Regions from separate parts of the Homo sapiens genome. Here regions 1 and 3 are each linked to region 2. A link is an interaction called in ENCODE POLR2A ChIA-PET data of the cell type or tissue named here. Cell type or tissue: GM12878. All regions are shown on one strand.

The links. ChIA-PET counts read pairs that join two places held together with the same protein. Peaks named below come from ENCODE experiments on the same cell type or tissue, not always from the same donor. Only the 100,000 strongest peaks of a DNase experiment are listed, where the experiment ranks them.
Region 1: POLR2A ChIA-PET joins it to region 2 with 6 read pairs; 2 of 35 experiments call an interaction of 5 or more read pairs at or near these places.
Region 3: POLR2A ChIA-PET joins it to region 2 with 5 read pairs; 2 of 35 experiments call an interaction of 5 or more read pairs at or near these places.

The regions. Positions count from the first base shown.
Region 1 is chr12:65,925,450-65,929,449 of GRCh38, reverse strand. The region is part of intron 3 of HMGA2 (high mobility group AT-hook 2); the gene reads right to left. Among named protein-coding and RNA genes, the nearest start is that of HMGA2-AS2, 21 kb to the left of the region's middle. RefSeq lists an enhancer at 2,514-3,024. In GM12878, no CTCF peak of the experiment used is centred here; no DNase peak of the experiment used is centred here.
Region 2 is chr12:66,002,490-66,006,489 of GRCh38, reverse strand. No RefSeq gene overlaps it. Among named protein-coding and RNA genes, the nearest start is that of MIR6074, 19 kb to the left of the region's middle. In GM12878, no CTCF peak of the experiment used is centred here; a DNase peak (open chromatin) is centred at 2,345.
Region 3 is chr12:66,090,635-66,094,634 of GRCh38, reverse strand. No RefSeq gene overlaps it. Among named protein-coding and RNA genes, the nearest start is that of LLPH, 38 kb to the left of the region's middle. In GM12878, no CTCF peak of the experiment used is centred here; a DNase peak (open chromatin) is centred at 1,851; H3K27ac peaks cover 414 bases.

The sequences.
Region 1 (4,000 bases), 77 kb after region 2:
TATATACATAGGTCTCTTTAGACATATCAAGTCGATACTTTTTTTTCAATTTTTTAAAACAAGTAAGTGTTTAAAATTAGGATTACTTCCTTTTATCTTCAAAGAGGAAAGGTTTTTACATTTTATAGTCATAATGCACTAAGAACAAACAAAACAAAACTCCGCTTTAAAAATCAAGTATGGGAAGGCTGCAACACTGAACTATAGAGTATGGAAAACATGAGGAAGTCTTGTTACTCAGAGAAATGGTTTGACAAACTTTGGCCAGAGAACAGTCCTCAGTATTTATGTAGGAAGGAGTTTTGAGAACAGAGAAATGTAGAACTTGTCTGCACAGTATCCAAACACCTATACAAAAACTTGGCCACTTCTCTGAATATTTTAATTGCGATTCTAAAAGTTTGCTGTGCATAGACCAATTCTTAAAATGGTAAGAAGGTTAGAAAAAAGGAAATCCCAAAGTAAGATACATACATACATACATACATACATGCATATATACAGTACACTACATATATAAATATATATGTACTCTTTGTCTTTGCATCCTTTATATATGTGTAATCTTTATACGGATATAAATACAGCCATGCACCACATAATGACGTTTCACTCAACAATGAACTGCATATATGGTGGTGGTCCCAGAAGATTATAATGGAGTTGAAAAATTCCTATTGCCTACTGACATTTTGATCATCCACACCCTATGTGTGCCTAGGCAAATGTGTGTGCTATGTCTTAGTTGTTAGCCAAAAAGTTTGAAAATTAAAAAAAATTAAAATTTTCAAAATAGAGAAAAGCTTATAAAGATATAAAGAAAAATATTTCTGTACAGCTACATAATGTGTTTGTGTTTTAAGTGAAGTTTTATTACAAAGAGTAAAAAAGTTAAAAAAATTTAAAGGTTATAAAGTAAAAAAGTTACAGTAAGCTAAGGTTAATTTATTATTGAAGAAAGAAAAATATTTTTTATAAATTTAGTGTAGCCCAAGTGTACTGTGTTTACAAAGTCTGCATAGTGTACAGTAATGTTCTAGGCTGTCACATTCACTCACCACTCACTCACTGACTCACCCAGAGCAACCACAACTTCCAGTCTGGCAATTTCCATCCATGGTAAGTGCCCTATACAGGTGTACCATTTTAAAATCTTTTATGCTGTATTTTTACTGTACCTTTTCTATGTTTAGATATGTTTTGATACACAAATACTTACTATTGTGTTACAATTGCCTACAGTTTCAGTACAGTAACATGCTGTACAGGTTTGTAGCTTAGGAGCAATGGGATGCACCATTTAGCCTAGATGTGCAGTAGGCTGTACTATCTAGGTTTGTGTAAATACACTCTTTGATGCTAACACAACAATGAAATTGCCTAAAGATGCATTTCTCAGAATGTACCCCTATTGTTAAGCAATGTATGATTGAATATATATCTTTATAAAATATATAATATATACACATATATACATACATACATATATATATATATATACTCACATACATATTTTGGGTGACAGAAATATGTATGTATATACATACATATATACATACATATTTTATATATACATACATATATAAAAAATATATATACACACACACACACACACACAGATACAAAGAGAGAGAGAGACAGAGAGAAAGAGACAGACCAATAAGCCTTTATTTTCTATGAGGACAGGTATTTGTATTACCTGAGGACAAGAGAAGTTTGTATTAATCCAGTAAAGATATTTGGATAGCCGAAAATACAATTAGCTGTAAATCAGGGTTCTGGTTTCTAACCCATTTCCTGCTTCTAATAATTAGCTACAAGATCTTGGGCAAGTCTCTGGAACTTGCTAGGTTTCCATTTCTCCATCTCAAATGGAGATCACTGTGATAATTTGTGATTTTATAAAACGTAAAGAAGAGTTTGTCCCTGTCTTCCTCAAAACTGAACTAATTACCAATTTTCTATCACACAGCCACTTAAAAGTGAAGAACTGTCTTTTCCAGTGTGGTTTTTATATTTGGCAGCAAAACCAAACATCTAGTGGAGGCAGAATATGGAATCAAAAGGCACACGTAGCCTTTGTTAAAGCAGCAATTCATCTCTTCAGAAAGTTGTGATCCCTTCCTGGAGCCTGGTATGGCCGTGGATGGTAGCTCACAGGATTAAGTTTCAGAAAATAGGCTTGGTTTTTCTACCATGAAGGGAATAAATTCAGTTCCTATAAGTGTAGCAATTAATGGGCACCCATGGCCATCCCACTATGAGGGGAAAGGGGCCATTTTGTAAAAAAACAATCCAGGGCTGGAACTCAGTTTGAAAATGGTGTTAAGTTGTGCGTTTAAAATGAGTGATAAAACTCCCGTGTGTTGAAAGAAGGCCATGAAACACTGCAACTCCTCCTTGCTTTGCAAAAGAGTAACATCCACGCCATTCACCTAGGAGTCTCCAATGATATACCCTCCTCCCATTACACTTAAGTGGCAAAAAGACCCCTGATTACTGCATGGTAACAGTGATCAACATGGTCACGCAGAAAAGCACTTTTTTTTTCCTTTCCTGGAATGAACAGCGTGCTGCTTCTGGAACTGGAGGCTGCATTTCTGTCACCCAAACCTCTCTCAGAGCTGTGTGTGTTGTGAGACAGCTGAATGTCTCACTGAATGTTTCCTGTGACAATGAGGGTGCTTCAGAGCTTCCCACTGCTGCCACAACCTTTCCTTTGTGATCTTCATGGTTAATGAGACTGTAAACCAGCATCCAAATCAGCATTTGCTGATTGAAAGCAGGTTTAAAGGGCGAAAGAAAATGGTAGTGGTTTAATGATTAAACAACTTTTTACTGCTAAACATTTAAGTTGTTTTAATGTCTAAATCAATACACTTGCAGGATGCAAACTGCAATTAGGTGGAAACAGAACTTCACACTCTTGCAGTTAGAGAAAAACTTGCTACTATCACTTTAAGTGTCAAACTTGTGAACTGGCCTTGAAAGCCTCTCCTCTGCCTCCCTCTCCCCACCTCCGAGGCATTAATTCTATAGAGACGAAGTTAAACACTTAATTTGCAAAACTACTGAGAAGTAAATTTCTTGTTCCAAGGTAACTGGAGTAATTGCCAAATGCAGATAAATCCTCCCCCTGAGTAGGAAGCCCCACACTGTTTTGAAAACAATTCCTAGACTTTGCCCCTGTTGAAGCTGATTGAATGCTCAACCACAAGACTCCACTGTTGTTATCTCTCGCTTACTGCTTTTAGGGGCGGAGTTAACACTTTTCAAAAATCCGAGCTTCCCTAATAAATACAGGGATTTAGTGAAGATTTTGATTGTCTGGGGTTGGCATTCCTGAGGACAGAATAATTTATTTTGCTCTAAGCAGGTGTGTTATGAGAACAGAGGCTATGTTGATAAGAGATCCCTGGGAGCTGGTAATATATTATCTTCTGTAATTTCTTCCAAAAATAGACTTAATGGAAAGAGGATGCATAATATACCCCCTCTCAAAGGAAGCGTTCCCCAATACAACAGAAGCAGTCATTCTAAAAACAGCTTTATGGCTCTGCAGTCAATAGCTCTATTTTCTCCCCTTTCACAACTTCCTTCCTTCTGCTATGTAAGAACTTATGTGAGGGCACACACACATTCACGTGTCAGTGCACACAACTGAAAATGCCCGAGATCCGCATTCTCTCAAAGATCTGCAAGATCATCGAAAACTTAATGATCGCTTGACATGACTTAACCTGATTAATTGATAGTGCTTTTCATTTTATTTCATTTTTTACTCCAACTCTGATCATGTACAACCATGAATTAACCTTGCATTTAATTCAGTTCAGGGAGCAATTTCCAAATGCCTACTATGTTTGAAGTGCCGTATTAGACACAAAGATATACAGGAAACGATGTTCACAAAATATAGGCTGTAAGCAGAACACTTCCCCAAAGAAAAAGATGGCACCAAGAGCAGAATCGGAACTCTGGTGTCCAAATTGCTCCTAAT
Region 2 (4,000 bases):
TGAGTTACTGAATACTGAACCACTGCTCTTAGGAGAAACACAGGGTTAGATTCCTGTGAGCCTCAGATCAGTCACATTTTTATCAACCAATCGACACCTAACCTTGCTTTGTATGTGTTTCTGTTTAAAACACTGTATTTCATATATATGGTTAATTCATTAACATTGAACTCACAGCAACAGCACTATAACTTGACTGAATGAAGCTTAAATGTACAGTTATTTTCTCCAAAAGGGAAAGCACAGCTTTCTTCACTTAGGAACACTAGACACTAGTACTTGAGCAAAACATTTGGGGGCTATTTTAAACAGTAAAATCACCAAGAAAAAGCACAAAAATGCAAAAAAAAAAAAAATGTCACTGGATAGACCACAAAAAGAACACTTGTTTAGAGTATGATAGATAAAAAGAAGGTAGAGTGTGGCCTCGTTTCACTTCAGCTGGGAAAGTGTGCATCAGGTGATTCAAATTCTTCACCACTCAATGCTTGTCCACAAAGAACCGTGAAAGTGCTGCTTGTTCTGATTTGGAGGCTACACACAAATCTTAGCAAGTAGGCAAATTTGCAAATGTGGAATCTCCAAATAATAAATATTGACTGTTAAGTAGTTATTAAATATATATTAAATATATGTTAAATATAACAACTTGCCATTATTAAAGAAAAAATACAGACGAAGAGAATAAAGAGTGTGGAGGAAAAGTTTTGCTACCCAACAGGAAGCCCAATCCAGCAATGAGTCTAAGCTTTGGGGGATGAGTTTCGGAGGAAGAGAAATGGGGTAGATCTTTTAATACCAAAAAAATTGATGTATTAATGAGAGTTCTCCAGAGAAGCAGCGCCAACAGGGTATATATATCAAAAGAGATTTAGTATAAGAAATTGGCTCATGTGATTATGAAGGCTGGCAAGTCCCCAAATCTGCAGAACCAGTTAGCAAGCTGGAGACCCAGCAGAGCCAATGATGTCATTTCAGTTCAAAGGGCATCAGGGTGAAACTCAGAAAGAATTGGTGTTTCAGTTCAAGTGCAAAGGCAGGAAAAAGGTGATGGCCCTGTTCAAAGGCTGTTAAAAAGACTTTTACTTGGAGGAGGGTCAGCCTTTTTGTTCTATCCAAGCATTTGATTGATAAGATGAGTCCCACACACTTTATAAAGGGCAACCTGCTTTTCTCAAAGTCCACTGCTTTAAATGTGAATCTCATCCAAAAACACCTCACAGAGACACCCAAAATAATGTTTGATCAAATATCTGAGCATCTTGCAACCCAGTCAGTTTGACACATAAAATTAACCATCATAGCTGGGGACTGTTTCTGTCCCATATTAGGAAAGTCATGTCTCTGAGTGTGGCTGACAGGCTGGAGACAGGAGAATCTGGCTTGGCTGGAGGTGGCAAGCTGAGCCTGTAGGATACCTACCTAGGGCTCAGGTGCCAGCTGCTATGCATGGGGTGTGTCAAGATTTTGTTTTCAGTCATGCCTCCACTGTTCAGAGTCTAGGTAGCCAGGTCAGTGTCACCATATTTGCCTCAGATTTATTGCTTTAGGAATAAAATGTTATAGATTTGGAGGTACTCTCTTCCAATTTTCTTTCCTCCCTCATCCAAAAGTGCTCTAACCATGTTTCTATATTTTTACTACACATGTATATACCCACAAATAACATGTTATTTTATATAATAAAAATTTTCACTGTTAAATCTATTATACATATCTTTTTCAGTTTCTTTAAAAACTCAATATTGTGTTTATGGGATTTATCTATATTTTATATGGTGATCTGGTTCATTTTATAAATTACATTATATATACATATGTATATATATTTTTTGAGATAGATTCTTGCTCTGTTGCCCAGGCTGGAGTTCAGTGGCGGGATCTTGGCTCGCTGCAGCCTCTGCCTCCCACGTTCCAGTGATTCTCCTGCCTCAGCCTCTTGGGTAGCTGGGATTACAGGCGCATGCCACTACGCCTGGCCAATTTTTATATTTTTAGTAGACACCGGGTTTTGCCATGTTGGCCAGGCTGGCTTCAAACTCATGACCTCAGGTGATCCACCCTCCTCGGCTTCCCAAAGTGTTGGGATTATAGGCGTGAGCCACTGCATCTGGCTTACTTTATATTTTTACTAATCGACATAAAATTTTTTTCTCCCAATTGTTCTACTACTATTACAAAATGCTACAGTGAATATTCTTATGCATGTATGCAAACACCTCTAGCATTCAGCAAGAGAAGTGCTGAGTACAAGCATTTTCACTTTTAGCAGAAATTATTTCCCAAATGGTTGTACAAATGTACACTGCCACTATCAGTGAACACTGCTTTCTGTTGTTTCACTTCCTCATTAACACAAATGTCGTGAGACTTCTTAGATTTGCCAATTTGCTTGGTATAAAGTGTTATCTCATTTTTGTCTAATTTGTATTTTCCTAATCACTAGGGAAGTTGAAAACTTTTCCATGTGGTTATTGGCCATTCACCTTCCTTTTGTTGTAAATTGCCTGTTCATGTCATTTACCAATTTTTCTATCTGATTTTTTTATATTTATTTATAGATTTTTAAAATGTATACCTTGTATAGTAATATTTTCTTGGGGATTTCTTCTACATCTCCTTCCAATAGTGTGCCTTTAAATTTTGTTCAGACACAGTGTCATCTCTTCCTTTGTTGATAAATTGCCAAAGAGTGGGAGCAGGTGGGGTCAGGGGCCAGAGTGCAGGGGAGGGGGCAATGGTGGAGGTGGCGGGGGGAAGCAGAGGGAGGTGGGCTGAGGCCTCGGTGGGGCCAGTGCGACGCTGGCTTAAGGAGCTGGAGGGGTTCCTAATACACATTTAATTCAGTTTCTCTTCCCTAAGAGGCTGCCGGAGTTGGGGCCTCCTCCAGCAGAGACCCTCGGACCCCTGCAGGGCCTGGACTTGGGGTGAACAGGGCTTCAGTCAGCGCAAGTATTCCATTTGCATTTGGTAATTTTTCATGCCACCTATTTATGAATATATAAATCTTTATACCAAATCTATTTTTTAAAACATGGAAAAGTTGCCTTTATGGAAACTTGGCAGAGCCAGAGTGTACACATTCCTAAACCATTAAACAGATTTCTATAACAAAAAAAAAAAAAAAAAAAAAAATTTTGTTCAGACAGTCTTTGCCATCTAAAAATTTTTAATTGCTTTAATAAGGTAAATTTTATGTTTTATTTAGGAAATTCTTCCCTACTTCAAGATCATAAAGATTTTCCTATGTTTATATCCTCAATATTGTTATCTCATAATATGGAACATTTGCATTTCATACTTAGGGCCTTAATTAACCAGGAATTCTTTTTCATATAAAGGTTTCGTAGGATTTTTTTTTAAACCATAAGTATAGCCAGTGTTCTCAGCCTCATTTATTAGATAGCTCATTCTTTTCCCACTATTTATTTTGCCTCTTTCAAGGGCCCCCGACACCAGAACTACATGTACCGCATTCTCTAAATGTGAATGTTTGTTTCTGTTGCATGAGTCCATCTGTTTATCCTCAAGATAGTATCACATTGTTTTAAACACTAAAACTCTATAACAAATCCTGATATTTGAGAGGGCAAGGTGTCTCCCTTCTTTTTTTATTTTTCAAAGTTTTCTTGATGACTCTTGATCTTTTATTCTTCTATGTGAATTTTAGGATTAGCTTGTCAAGTTCAGCAAAAATCCTGTTGAACTTTAATTAGATTTATAGGTTAATTTGGGAAAAATTATCATGTTTACGGCATTGAGTCTTTCTAACTATTAGCATTCTATAATTTTTCATTTATTTGTTGTTTAAGTATTTTAATACATATTTATATTTTTATTACAATGTTGTACATCTTTTTAAAAATTTATATGTTCCTTTTTTTGCCGTCATTGTGAATGGGAGCTTTTCTTTAGTTTCATTTTCTAAATGTATGTTTATTAGGTATAGCAAAGCTATTGTTTTTGTATATTGCTTTTCTATCCAGAAACTTTGAGGAGC
Region 3 (4,000 bases), 88 kb before region 2:
TTGGACAGGAAGGGGAACATCACACACTGGGACCTGTTGTGGGGTGGGAGGAGTGGGGAGGGATAGCATTAGGAGATATACCTAATGTAAATGATGAGTTAATGGGTGCAGCACACCAACATGGCACATGTATACATATGTAACAAACCTGCACGTTGTGCACATGTACCCTAGAACTTAAAGTATAATAATAATAAAAGAAACCAAAACAACAACAACAAACAAATAAATAAATAAATATTTTCTAGGGAGATACTTTTAGGTTATACAAAATCTAATTCCTCACTTTTCATTCACCAACTAGTTTTGCATTCATTGATGTTTTCTGCCAGAATTAATTATAACTTAGTGGTTGTCAAATGGTAGCTTTCTAATTTGATCATTCTTTCTGTATTTTTTGGCATGGTTTCTACTTTAAGGAAGAGGTTTCTCTTCTGCTTTATTCACTCATTCGCTCATCCATCCATTCATTCATATCAGTGTGGATTCAAAATAAGTTGTAATCTACTACTATCATTACTTATTTTGATGTTCAAATTGTCCAATATTTGGACAGCAGGATCCCTTCTAAATAGAGTTTGAATCCATGTCTTTCAGAGCTGGATATTCTTTCCTTATACCATTTAGATTCCTATAAATAAAGAAAAAGTAAAGCAAAATTAGAAAAGCAATGAAGTAGGTGTACTGCCTGGCATAGATTCCTCAGGCTTTGAAATCACCGGTTCTTAATTCAAATCCTGGCTCTCTCTTGTCTTAGTTGAATGATACTGGGCAAGTTGTCTGGCTTGCTCTGCCCTCATTTACTTATTTTAAAGTGAAGGGGATAAGATTTATCCTAGTAGGTTGTAAGAATTACAAAAGATTATGTGCTGTGTTTAAAAGATATGACACAGTGCCTGGCACACAATTAGTATGCAGTAAGTGGTAGCTATTGCAAACTATTAATAATTATAAGCCACACTTTCCTCACCTCTAAAATAGGGACACAAATCTATCTCCCAGAATTGTTTAAAAGATTCAATGAAGCAGCATATGTAAAACCACTTAGCACATATAAGTACTCAAAAAATGTAACTATTATGATTAATATTATTATTCTCTGAGCTTCGGTTTCATTATCTATAAAAGGGCAACAATTTGCATGTCACTGACTTGTTGTGAAGATTAAATGAAATTACATGTGTAACACTCCCAGCCCAGTGACTGGCCTTTAGAAAGTACACCATAAATAGGAATTAATGTTATTGAAAAGCGGACTTAAGACATCTGGAGAAGTTTTACAGAGGCAAAATAGCGCTTCAACTAAAGAAAATCACTCTTGTACTTATGTGCATGTGTGTGTGGATGCGAGCATCCATATGAAAAGCCAATGCCTCTTGCTTATCTCTCTGAGTTTGAATCTCTTTTTTTCCTGGATCACTATGTGCTGCTCTGGGTTGAAGAGAAGGCATACTTAAAAGTAATTTGTTTGGTCAAGTGCAGTGATTTAGAGATGCACTCACATTCCCTAACCTCATTTTTATCCACTTGCCTCTAACGGGGATTCTAATCAGCCTCCCCACTGATTTACTTCACTTCCTGTAATAAAAGAGCACTCAGAATTGACATGAAAGCCAGGGAAGCAGTCACCAAGGGATCAGCACCTCAGCTGAAATGGATAGAAGGCTATTTTAATAGTAAAAGCAACAGATCAACATGAATGTTTGTAAGTTAATAAGTTCTGCATTTGTTTAAACTTTCTGTTTTCATTTCAAGCAAATAGCATTCAGTGGGTCTGGAGCCAAGCAGGTCCAACACCAAAATAACTTTCTCCTTCATAACTAGGGCTGGTAACTGGTCTCAAAAATAGGGAAATAGTGCTGGGAAAACCCCACTGACAGGTTGTCTCAGAGAGAGGTTCAAGTGGCTTGATGCCAGCCTGGTAACTACCCCATCTTACTCATTCATAGCAAATGTCAAAGACATTTCATAACCAAACATTTTATAAAAATGGCATAGTAAATTCAATGCTTTAAACACAGCCTGGGAGGTGCTGAGGCTCAAATAACAATGAATCAGAAACTTTTTTTTTTTTTCCCTGATGACATGGCATATGTTGACTATTTTTTCCCCTTCTGTGTTTTTTTTTAAATTTTTTCTCGTCTTTCTAAATTTTTATTTATTGATTTATTTATTTATTTTTGAGACAAAGTCTCACTCTGTCATCCAGGCTGGACTGTACTGGCATGATCTTGGCTCACTGCAACCTCCATCTCCCGGGTTCAAGCGATTCTCATGCCTCAGCCTCCTGAGTAGCTGGGACTACAGGCATGTGCCACCATGCCTGGCTAATTTTTATATTTTTAGTAGAGACCATGTTGGCCAGGCTGGTCTCGAAGTCCTGACCTCAAATGATCTGCCCGCCTTGGCCTCCCAAAGTGCTGGATGACAGGCATGAGCCAACGCCCTAGCCTTTTTTTTTTTTAACTTTATTTATTTATTTATTTTGGCAGGGTCTCACTCTGTCACCAAGGCTGGAGTGCAGTGGCACTCTACCTCCTGGGCTCAAGCAATCGTTCTGCCTAATTTTCTTATTTTTATTTTTATTTTTTTGGTAGAGACGAGGTCTCACTATGTTGCCCAGGCTGGTCGCGAACTCCTGGCCTCAACTGGTCCTCTTGTCTTGGCCTCCCAAAGTGCTGGGATTACAGGAGTAAGCCACCATGCCCAGCCACAAGATTCGGGAACTATTTTTTTTGGGGGAGCCAGGCACTGTGCTTAACATACTACATGGGAGCTAAATGATAAGAATTTGGCATGGTGCAGTAGCTCATGCCTGTAATGCCAGCACTTCGGGAGGCCAAGGCAGTTGGATCACCTGAGGTCAGGAGCTCAAGACCAGCCTGGCCAACATGGCAAAACCCCATCTGTACTAAAAATACAAAAATTAGCCAGGTGTGGTGGCACACGCCTGTAATCCCAGCCACTTGGGAGGCTGAGGCAGGAGAATCACTTGAGCCTGGGAGGCAGAGGTTACAGTGAGCTGAGATCACACCACTGCACTCCAGCCTGGGCGACAGAGCAAGATTCCATCTCAAAAAAAAAAAAAAAGAAAAAGAAAAAGAAAAAAAGAATCTATGAACACAAAGAAGGCAACAACATACCTAGAGTCTACTTGAGGTGAGGTGGGAGGGTGGGAGGAGGGAGAGGAGCAGAAAAGATAGCTATTGGATCCTGGGCTTAATACCTTGGTGATGAAATAATCTGCACGACAAACCCCTGTGACACGTATTTATGTAACAGACCTTCACGTGTATCCCCAAATGTAAAATAAAAGTATAAAAAACACACACTACACAGATTATTTAATTCTCACAACAATATTGGGTGCCAAATACTACTAGGTTGGTGCAAAAGGAATTGTGGTTTTTGCCATTAAAAGTAATGCAAAATTGCAATTGCTTTTGCACCAACCTAATATTAAAACCTCAACTGCTTTTGCACCAACTTATTATTATATAGTAGAGAGGCCAGAAAGTCTCAATTTATGGACTAGGAAACTGAGGTAAAGAAAATGCTTTTGCAAGGTCACCCAGATGGTGATTCAGGGAGGTTTCACGGCGAGGCAGCCTAATCCTGGAGTTCAAGCTCTTACTCTCTTCTAAATACCAGACAGGTTCGATTTTTGTTATTACTGCTCTTTTATTTTTGTACTTCTCTTGGATTATGGAGCTGTCAGTTGCACTGGGAGTTGATTTCGAGCCAAGTAATGATACAGACAATGCTGAATAACAATTGCTTCTGAATTCTTTCAGGATATGGACCACTTACTGATACCCTGCGTCCATTCCCAGCTCTCAGACTAACATGCAACATCAGTACAAGGTGTGGAGGTACTGGTCAGACATTCAATTTTCAAAAAAGCTGCCTTTAAGGCACCTATTTCTTTTGTTACTAAGAATTTTTTTTTTCAAAAACAGTATTCATCTATGTGGCTTCCATTTTGTTTTTTAACCTCCCT